Linked DNA regions of Homo sapiens: region 1 is linked to region 2. The links are chromatin contacts, found by Hi-C or POLR2A ChIA-PET in ENCODE. All regions are on one chromosome and are shown on one strand. The core of a region is the stretch at or near the end of the contact, and the rest is flanking DNA. Distances in the headings are between cores, read along the strand shown.

Region 1 (5,385 bases), core at 1,476-3,975, 79 kb before region 2:
TACAACACTGCACTGCATGTGATATTCACAGGTAAGAAAATTTCATTTGTATGTATGTGTCCCTTGAAACTCAGAATCAATTAATTAATTTCAGAGACTTCACTCTACCATTCCTACTTATAATTTTTATTAGGAAGTCAATTCCACCATTCCTACTTATAATTTTTATTAGGAAATAGAAAAAAAACTGCTATAGTGCACAATGTGTGAGATCATGACAATTAGGGGTTCATTTGCTTTTGCAAAATCATCTTGAATGCAGGATGGATATCCAAGGTGACTCTGTAAGAGCACACACCATTTAATCTGTGTATCTTACTAACCTTAAATCAATCTGATAACTCCCTCTTACCCCGTTTCTCTCCTTCAGAATGTTCATGTTTTACCTTAGGCCCCTTCAGTGGTATTTTTCAAAGTGCCCACATAATGTTTTATGCTACGTCAACCTAAAGTGAAGAGGCTGAGGCACAAAATATAATTTAAACGTTTCACAAGCCAAGTGAGGACAGCTGCCCAGAAGACTCAGACTCAAGCAACCTTGGGTATGAGCTCCATTGACCTTTGTTATAAGCAAGTTTTTAAAGGTGAAGAAAGGGGACACGGAGTGAACTAACACAAAGTTAGGAATTCTTATTGGTTTACAAAAACAATGTTGATTAGTGATTGGCTATATACATTGTTAAGGTATAGGGTGTGGGTTGTAGTACCCTGTGTAGCATGATTAGGTTAATTTATAGCTATCTGGGCAATAGCAAGCAGTTTCAAGACATGAAAACATAGCTCAAAGCCGGGAGTAGGATGTAATTGCTACCTCCTTTTAATATCTCTCTGGACCTGAAAATTTTAAAGGATTTGCGTTCCTCCAATGAAAATTCTTTTCTTTTCTCAGCTGTTAATTAAGAAACAATGGGTAGCCAAGCCTATCATGCAAGCTGCCATGTCCTGCCAACAAAAATCCTCATCCCCAGGCCTCGCACACTCAGAATTATTGCCCTCCTTCCCTTAGGAATTCTACCTCCTTAGGAAGTGGGGATGTTGGATGGCCCACAGCAAACCCAGCCTGCTTCAGGTGACCAGCTCCAATTGATCTTTACTTCACAAACTGTCCATCTGAGAATCCCAAGACCTCAGGGTTAGCACAGAGGGAGCCATCTTCTGGAATTTGTCTTCACTCCAGCCTCCCCCTAGCTAGTGTGTTTTGTTGTCAAGACACCCAACTGGGTCACCAACTCCTGGCCTCTGATGCACACTCATTGGTAATAAACCATGCTCTACCTGACCCTCCACCCCAAGGGGAAGCCCTGAGATGCTATAGATGACTATTGGCTCACTTACCGTGCATTATTAGCAGAGCTCCCAAAAGAATGAATCTCACTGGCACAGACTGTTGTGTACAAGTATGGATCTAGGATGATTTTCTGATGTTGAGACACAGAAGCTCTCAAAGGGCTTATTCAAGGAACAAATTCATGACATTATAAACTGCTATAAGAATGACCTTAACTATTCTCTCCTACTGAGTGAGCCACCCAGCAGAGCACCATGAGTATAAACAGCCCTAGACTGTCAGATCTTATTGTTTTGTTGATGAGCACACATGGTCCTTAAGCATACAGTGTGGGTGGTCTGCTGGGGGGTTATGAATCAAAGCCAAGGGGGTTTGCTTTCTGGTCAGCCTCCATGAGTTATTTGTGAGCACTGGACTAATTGCTTCTAAACTGCACATGTAATGGCCACTTCTGAGTTTTTGATAGGAAAATGGCTACTTGTTTATTCTCAGATGTCATAATAAATCTGTCCTTTGCAAACCAGAGACCCAGCATGAACACATGAATGGGTGAGTTTCAGAGGACTTCCCTGGGATCCACAGCTCACTGTGCAACCTTGCAGAAGTTGTTTGACAGGTGTGCCTTCGGCCTGTCCCCAACATAAGCAAAACACACCTGCCCTTTATCTGGCTGAGTGGGAGCATGTGCAGCTGCAGTCGATTAAAACTGAATGAAAGTTTGTCTGCAAACAGAGCTTCTTGGTGGTTAGATGTTGTGTAATTACAAGTGTTATTGCAAAATACTATTCTTATTTACTTTGTGTATGTTGAAACACTTTAAATGTATCATTCATTTTGTAGGGCAGATAGTATTTTCTCCATCTCCTGTTTTTGCTTTAATACACTATTGGTTATTTTAAATGACCAAACCATTCATGCCTTTATGACCATTCAAATAATACAGAATATGGGGGATAAATGACTAATTAATAGATTAATAGTCTTCCTCTTCCCATCTCCTCGAGGTAGCTAATATTATCAAAGCAGCGTGCTGCATGCATCTTTCCACAATCACTCTATGTATGTAGAAACATTATTTTTAAAGCTTATGAAAGTGTACCTATGTTTTTATATGCTGTAGCACTATACATGTATGTGTACATATATCCACACACATTCATGCATGTGACATTTCCAAGTCTATAGAGATCTGCACATTCATACATGTGACATTTCCAGGTCAACAGCGATCTAACTCATTATTTTAAATAGTTGCCTAACAGTCTGTAATATGGATCATAATCTATTTAATCATTTTCCTGTTGCTGGAAATTTTTATTTTTATTTTTTACCTTAAGGTCCTCTGTTAAGAAAAAAGGAAGAAAAAAGTGCCTTGCTCTGCAGTGGTGGGGTTTGCAGGGGCAGTTGGTTGGGCCGTGTGTGTATTTGGGAGTATTGTTTGTTTACACAGTCAGTTTCCTAGGTTTCCATGTGTCATTGCCAATCTGTGTTGAGTTAGCGGCCAACAGCTCTTCCTAAACCACGTCTTGTGGCCAAGTGCAAACTGAACATCGAGGAATGGAAAATATTGCAGAGTTTCTAAATGGTCAGGAAGGTTTTAATCCCCAAACAGGTCTAGTTCCTATTTTGTGAAAAACAGTGTGGAAACACCTAATTTTTAAAAATCCTCCACTGTCAAATGAAGAGAGATTTGGGGTTACTGGTCCGGTTAGGTGCCCTGACTCAGGCATCCCTGGAACATAATACTTCCACAGTAGACTGTCAGCTCACTGAGGTAGGCCCTTTGATGTGTTTTTGTTTTCTGCCTGGCATAAAGTAGGCACTTAATAATAAATGTTTGTTGAGCCAAATGGTTTACATAGGGCTGAAAATTACCTTTTTTTGTTTGATTTTTGAGAGTCTGGCTGAAGAGAGACTGTCAGCTGTTTGTTTGACACAAAGGAGAGAGCTTGATGGGACAGGGAAGGGGAAGAAGGGCAGGCCAGGAGTAAGATTTAATTTGGGAGTAGGCAGGGAAGAGGAAAATGAGGTAATGTGGTTTGGTCTAGTGATAGATGATAAGTCAGATCTTGAGGATGTTTATCTTGGGCTCAAGAGCAATGGAAAGCCACAAGAACCGTCCTGGAGGGGGAGGGAATGTCCAAATCTGTGAGTGGAGAGCTGACTTAGGCTTTGAATGTGTCATTGTAATTGATGACCAGGGAGGCACTGTCCTCTCCTGCCCCTTGCTTGGGATGAGTTTGTTATACCTTATTTTTATAGTCCTGCCAGGTCTCCATGCACCAAAGCATATTCAGAACAGCAGAAACAAAACTTTAATGTTTCGTATTATGAGTTTGTCTGTAGTATGGTTTGTGTGTGTGTACATACCACACATTTCCACAGATAGACCAACACAAGTAAAATTAGGGGATATTAAAAAACCCTTCAAAAACAATGAAACTGCCTTACAAATTCTCAGTCTTCTCCAGACTTCTCTGAAGAACTCAAGACTTCTCTTGAAGTCTTGGTGTCTTCGAGAGACTTTTAACCAATCTCCCAAAGAGTGTAGAAGCTTGTGGATAGATTCAGCAAATTGAAGGTCCCATAGTCATCATATGAGCTAGCCCCAGGCTCAATCCACTAAGCGAAAGAAATTTCATGAGATCTTTTTTTTTCTGGAGGCCCCCTGAGGCCATTACTTCCTCCTGGGAATATCTAAGGAAGCTAACCAATTACAATCAAATCACCTAATTCTTACCCGTCACCTACTGTGCCTATGCCAGATGTTCTTACCTGTGATAATCTTATTTCCAATAAAAATAAAAGACACCCTGCCTGGACAGAACAGACTGTCACAGCTCCAGTGTCATCCACAAGATGAGTGTGGCTTAGGCCTGTGGGGCAGGGAAAATAAAAGAGAAGAAACAAATGCATACAGGAATTTCCATCTTGCTTCTTGATACAGACTGTGAAGTGTTAGGATATACAGAATGTGGCTGAGTCCATGAGTTTACAACCAGCCTGGGCAACATAGCAAGACCCTGTCTCTATAAATAAATAAATAAATGATATAGAGAACATGGAATAATAATATCCTCTTAAATGATTGCTGGGGAGCTCAGATAAGATGGTGTGGGTAACAGCCCTTATGTAAGCTACAGAAATCTCTATGAATTATAGTTGTTCTGGAAATGTCAAATTCATTAGGTAAAAAAACTCTTTTAAAAAAGGCATCTTCAAAAGCCAAGCTTCAGTCTAATATAATTTGCCCATGGAAGTAAGTCTGTAATTCACATATTTAAAAAGTGAATGAAAGGATGGTCTTTCATTTAATATCACTAGTTTTTTATGCTTTTACTCAATTGTTCCTAGTTTGGAGTGCTATCATCTTCTAACCTCTGCAAGACTATTGGGGTATTTTTAAATATATATATCCTCTACCTTATAATCCGATAAATTAAAGAAGTGGCTGGACTTCTTATCTGAAAGGAAAGTCAGGTGTGATTACAGCCTTATGTCCAGAAAGCCTGCTACAAGTGACTAGCCCAGGTTTGGGTCTGTTTCTGGCATAATTACTGTTGGAGGGCTGATGAGAGAAAAGTGTCAATCATGGAAGTTACTTGCCTTTGAAGAGAGGCAATTCCTTGTTCTTTCAGACCTGCAAGCTTAAGGAGCAACTTCCTCTATCTGGTTCACTCTTGGCGCATAATACAATGCCACCTGCAAGTCAGAACTTTCTAATAAATGCCTCTCCCCCACTACATTGTCCAAAAGGAATGTTGAAAATGTAAAAAAAATTAAGATACAATGGAAATATTCTAGAAGACACTACCTATCATCTGTAAAATTTCAAAGCATGTTTAGCGCCTAGCATCTCCTGCTAAAGATGGAAAAAACAAAAAGGAATCATAGGACATTTTATTTTATAAGTAAAATCAGAAGGCATAATAGCCAACCTGGCCAACTTTTGAAAACTGTGGAAGGCAGCAGTGGCTGCTATTGTCTCATTTTCAGATATGAATGGGTGGTTTGCCCACTGTTGCCCTCCCTTCTCTCTTTATATTGTACCACTGATGTTTAGCAGTACTATAATAAATCAATATTTTCATTTTACA
Region 2 (5,914 bases), core at 1,296-3,795:
AATTCACACATTAATAAAGACTCTCTAATTTCACCAGAGGAAACATACCTTATTTCCTTTTGCATAGATATGCCTACCTTTCCCTCCTCCTCTTATATGTCTTTCTCTGGATATTTTCTGCACTATCTGTTTAGTACTTACTTCTAGTAGAAGTCTCTCTCCAGTGAGTCCACAAATCACTTCCCTCTGGCATATCCCACCACATCACTGACAGTCCATGAGCATTTACTTTTGTTTAGTATCAGGTTACATGTTTATCTATACGATGCTCAAAGATAAATTACTATTTGTGGCCCTCCCATTTCATCTCAATCTTCAAACCAAGACATTTGGTTCTGCTTTATTCAAACGAGGAATGCCACATAAACAAATCTGAAAGGCAAATGTCAAGTCAGAGGGGGAAAAAAAGGTTGCAACATATGCAACAAAGTCTTAATACATTTAAAATAAATATATAAATCTAATAAATCAATAAGCCAAAGGTAAACTAAGCAATAGGAAAGCGGATAGGATATATACAGGCAAATCAGAAAAAAAGAAATATAACCAGAAAATAAATGCACAAATATACCCAACCTCATTATAATCAAAGACATTATGTTTTTAGACAGGGTCTTACTCTGTCACCCAGGCTGGAGTCCAGTGGTGTGATCATAGCTCACTGTAACCTTGACCTCTGCAAGGTCAGGTGATCCTCCCACCTCAGCCTCCCAAGTAGCTGGAAGTACAGGTGTGCACCATCATGTACAGCTAATTTTTGCATTTTTTGTAGAAATGTGGTCTCACTATTACCCAGCTTGTCTCAAACCCCTGGGCTCAAGCGATCCACCCATGTATGACCTCCCAAAGTGCTTTACAAGTGTTAGCCAACACACCCAGCCAAAGAAATCTTAAAAGTAATGAAATAATACATTTGTCTATCAAAATATTTTAAAAACATAATACCCTGGAGTATGATGTTTGTATTAATTGCTGTATTTATACTGTACACTGTTTGTATTGTTCAATTTATGAATTAAAACATAAATCTTTCACTTTAGATGCAAGTATAAATATATATACCCATTTATATATATACATATATGCATATTTGGGTCTAAAGTGAAATATTTATTTTTAAATATATATAATATGTACATATATACATATAAATGTTTTCTGGTCTAAGTGAAAGATTTATTTTTCAATATATGTACTATACATATGTATACATATTAATGTTTTCTAAAGTGAAAAAATTTTTAATTGATAATTGAATAAATACATTCAAATGTACTTATATATGTATATACAGTCATGTATCACTTAATGATAAGGATACATTCCAAGAAATGTGTTTGTTAGGCAATTTTGTCCTTGTGAGGATATCATAGAATATTTATACAAACCTAGATGGTATAGCCTACTACACACCTAGACTGTATGGTATAGCCTACAGATCCTGGGCTTTAAACCTATACAGCATGTTATTGTATTAAATAATGGCAACAGTTACAACACAATGGTAAGTATTTTTGTATCTAAACATATCTAAAGAGACAGAAGTACAGTAAAAATATGGTAGTATAATCTTATGGAACTACCATTGTACATGCAGTCCATCATTGACTGGAATGTCATTATGCAGTGTATGACTGTATATGTATATATATAAACATATATGTGTGCATGCATAATACACACACACACACACACACACACACACACACGTATAACATTACCCTGGAAAGGTGAGGATGCAAGGAAATAAGGATTATCATGTGCTCTTATATGAGGGTAAATTGGCACAATGTTTTAATAACAATTTAATTACATGAATAAAAAAGGAAGCGCTCAAACATGCATACTTTATTACATAACAATTCTACATCTAGGGATTTATCATAAGGAAATAATCATGGTTATGCACAAAGATTTAGCTATAATCGTTCATTCCAGTAATATTTATAATACTGAGAGAGTGGAAACTACCATATTGTCTGTTATTAGGAGTTGGTTAAATAAGTGTGGCATAGGTTAAAAAGGGGTAAGAGTTATGTAAGCTTTAAACTGCAGCTCTTCTTCACTTCATGGATCTACACTTTGGCTTGGGAATCAATGAAAATCAGGCTAATTGCCTCTATGTCTCAGAGGTGGGTAGGGCAAAGTCAGCATTCTTATTAGCAAAGGATTGCTAAAAGTGCTTGCTGTCTTCTTCAGGCCCAGGAGGGGTTCATCTAGAGCAGAGTGAGCCCTTGAGAGGCAAGAGGAGGACCTAGATTCTTCCTTTTTGCTGTTTGTGGATTGCATTCTATAAATCTATCTTCTGGCAGGACTGACGTTTTTGTAACTCCAAGTGAGCCACAACAATGACTCCAATTATAATGCCTGTCCTTGGACATGACAATTAAATTGGTCTTTACATTTTATTACATTACATTTGTCAGGGCAGTGTTTGACCAGGAGAACTCCCTATGGGAGGTGGGCCAGAGAGAAACCACATTGTATTTTTAGCCCAGCACTGATTTTTTTTACACAAAATCACAGGCAGCCCGGAGGCCTATTAGAAATCACCAGACTGGCTGGGCACGGTGACTCACACCTGTAATCCCAGCACTTTGGGAGGGTGAGGCAGACAGATCACTTGAGGCCAGGAGATCAAGACCAGCCTGGCCAACATGGTAAGACCCTGTCTCTACTAAAAGTAAAAAAATTCGCAAGGCATGGTGGCGCATGCTTGTAATCCCAGCTACTCAGGAGGCTGAGACACGAGAATCCCTCGAATCCAGGAGGGAGAGGTTGCAGTGAGCCGTGATTGCGCTACTGCACTCTAGCCTGGGCAACAGAGGGAGACCCTGTCTCCAGAAAAAAAAAAGAACAAAAAACAGAAGTCACCAGATGGTCACCTGCCCTCTTGAGGAGTACATGTAAAAATCAGGAAGGCATTTGCACCTATTTTCCTTCAGTGATAATGAAAGCTTTATGGGGTAATTAAATATAATAATGTCTTCATTATTAGGGTGGGGAATTAGAGACTAAAACATTAAAAATGATGTCATCTTAGCTTTGTCTAATGTTCATTTTTTTCAGAGGTTTTTCTCATTTATTTTCCACTTGCATCTTCAACATTAATTGTGTAGGATTAGTCTTCTCTGTCCCACCATGAAAAGAACATGAACTTTGCAATCAGACACACTTTGCTCTCAAAACAAGGGGGAAAAGTGAAAATGGGTGCAAGTGAAGATAAGGGTGTAGATGTGGATGTCGGAGAAGCTGTGAGCATTCTTTCTGGGGGGCCTACATTTTCAGCGCAGAGCAGGGCAGTGATGTCTTCGGCTAAGGGTGAGAAGGACGTGGCTGAGGTGAGGGAAGAGCTGCTGTGGAAAGGAGGAGATACTATGGCTGGTTCGACATTAGCCAGTTCTGAAAATCAGCCACAATCTATGTAAGAGTCAGGCTCCTGTGCTGAGTTACCAAAATACTCCATCAACAAACGTAAGGCAAAATGACAGGAAGCTTGTTGTAAACACAAGTCAAAGAAATGTTTGGTCCCATGCTATTAACTGGGGAGTTGCATCATGTCTCTCAGAATCGTATTTTAAGATACCTAAAGCAAAATAGGGAAAATGAGGGGGCTGTATAATGAAATACATTCTATCAGGGATCAGGAAGGGGTGTAATGTTTCATACCCGAGTCTGCAACTGGCTGTTGTGTGAGCTGCTATCACAGGCTCTCTGGACCTGTTCTTCATTCTAAAAAATAGCTGATTCTGTGGTCCCTTCTGGAACCTCCCCTCCCCTTACAGTGGCCTAAAGATCAGAAAATAAAGCAGATTTCTGAAATCTTTGAGTTGAGAGGTTTGGATGTTTACCATCCAAATAGCAATGAAAAAGTTCAGCTACAGGCCTGTATTCTATCACAGTGTGGTCCCTAGCCCAGACCTGAAGGCTCCTGGGAGCAGAAAGACTTTCACACTGAGAAAAGCTGGAAGCTGCTTGATCTCTGTCGCTTGTAAGAGCCAAAAGTTGAATTAAATCAGATGGGTCTTTTAAAAAAGAAAAAACTAACCAGATGGGTCCTTTAAGAAAAAAAGTATTGGTCAGCTAAAAACTTATTTAAAAACACATGGTCATTCTGCCTTTTGTGGGAGATGAAGACCAAATATAGTATCTGCAGCAGGCATGCTTTTGCAATTTTGCAGCTATTTCTCAAAACAGTGCTAGGTTCTAAGAATGCTAAAGCCTCACACTTACTTTTCTAGATAAAGCTTCACTTAGTCTGCCTTCAGGGATTTGTAATAATTTCATCCATTTTGCCAAGTATCTCAATATTGAAATTTTTTAAAAACTCTATTACAACTTATTGTCAAACAGTTAAATGAATGCAATTACATCGTATAGTATATCTTACAGATGTGTCAGTAGCATCTTAATGAAGGGCTCTGGAATTTCACTGACTGGATTATAGTAATTTTGTGAATAATTATGCCACCAACTCTGTAGTTGTCGTAACCAAATTTATCTGTGCAAATGATTTCAAAAGATTTTAACCTCATCAGAAGAAAAGTTAAATTTAACTCAAAATCAAACCGTCTGGGAAATTGTTGAGGTCTACCACTTATAATAAGAACTTAACTAGGTTCATTTTGTGAAAATGGGTAAGTTATGATATTGTTGGCACAGGACTGAAATGTTTCTATCCAAATATAGAAGGCAATTTCTGGAAGCTATCATTTACATGCTAATTATAGGCCTAAATGGGGCCATTCAATTGGTAAAGTAGATGGTGGATTAACCCAACAACCTAGTCTACCATGTCTATCAAGCAGGTCATGGAATCTACTCTAAAAGGCAGTGAAAAAATATTTAATACAGCCAGTGTTTAGTTCTTTAACACAAACAGTCCTTTTGAACTATATAACAAAGATTTGATTTGATTTGACTTCACAGCACCCAACAAAATTTATTTCCTCCATTTCCTGGCAAAATTCTATTCATTATATTTGGTAGTTGTTAAACTATAACATCCTATAAAGTGAAAAGCAATAACCCTGATTATTTTAAAACCTATCTTGATTTGGTTTGAGAACATGAATTCCTGACATACCTGATTCTCTACTTTTTCTTTCCTGGGTACTTTTGTTTTGTTTTGTTTTTTTAAGACAGGATCTCACTCTGTCACCCAGGCTGGAGTGCAGTGATGTGATCACAGTTCACTGCAGCCTCAACCTCCCGGGCCGAGGTGATCCTTCCACCTCAACCTCCTGAGTAACTGGAACTACAGGTGTACACCACCGTGCCCAGCTAATTTTTTATACTTTTAGTAGAGAGGGGGTTTTGCCATGTTGCTCAGGCTGGTCTCGAACTGGCTGCAATCTGCCTGCCTTGGCCTCCCAAAGTGTTGGGAACAGGCATGAGCCATGGCACCTGGACTCGTGGGTACTTTAACCAGGAACTTTTATGAACTTTGACAGGCCTAGGGGCAGTCTGACCCCTTGGACTAACACAACCTTGTAGGTGGGTTTCCACACAGACCTCCTCCTAATCAACCACCCCCCTCAAAAAAAAAAAAAAACTTTAGAAGAGACTTAAAATTATATACTATGAGGAGCATTTGCTCAGTGACCTTTTAGGTTCTGCTGCCTGTCATTATGTTGTTTCTAGAGAGCAGATCATTGTTTTTTTGAAAGGGAGAAAGATGAAAATAAAGAGGAGATTCTATTGTCCTTTAATAATTACAGTTTTCTAAAGCAGGAAATTGGAACAATAAATCCTTGATAATCCAGGGGATGATTATTCAGTTTGGGTATTAGTCCATCTGCCTTGCATTTCTGCTCCTTTACCTTTTGTTTCCAGGGCTTCAGGATATTTCTTTCTTTCTTTTTTTTTTTTTTTTTTAGACAGAGTCTTGCTCTGTCACGAAGGCTGGAGTGAA

The links. Hi-C counts contacts between places; a loop is a spot of excess contacts on that map. ChIA-PET counts read pairs that join two places held with the same protein, here RNA polymerase II (POLR2A).
Region 1: a map of endothelial cell of hepatic sinusoid shows a loop between it and region 2 (4-fold over the local background). The contact joins two enhancer-like sites. A Hi-C loop is called at or near these places in 4 of 168 maps with a recorded cell type or tissue (dorsolateral prefrontal cortex, endothelial cell of hepatic sinusoid, endothelial cell of umbilical vein and 1 more) and 1 of 37 single-sample maps with no recorded cell type. POLR2A ChIA-PET finds 5 or more read pairs at or near these places in 1 of 52 experiments (PC-9).

Annotation. Positions count from the first base shown.
Region 1 is chr9:70,077,911-70,083,295 of GRCh38, forward strand. The region is part of intron 2 of MAMDC2 (MAM domain containing 2); the gene reads left to right. Among named protein-coding and RNA genes, the nearest start is that of MAMDC2, 37 kb to the left of the region's middle. Within about 2 kb of position 2,726, at least 12 of the 41 ENCODE cell types and tissues checked have a DNase peak (open chromatin) inside an H3K27ac peak, as active enhancers do.
Region 2 is chr9:70,157,371-70,163,284 of GRCh38, forward strand. The region is part of intron 9 of MAMDC2 (MAM domain containing 2); the gene reads left to right. It overlaps MAMDC2-AS1 (MAMDC2 antisense RNA 1), which reads right to left. Exons shown (of 4, transcript NR_040076.1): 3 at 142-372. Among named protein-coding and RNA genes, the nearest start is that of MAMDC2-AS1, 16 kb to the right of the region's middle. Within about 2 kb of position 2,546, at least 2 of the 41 ENCODE cell types and tissues checked have a DNase peak (open chromatin) inside an H3K27ac peak, as active enhancers do.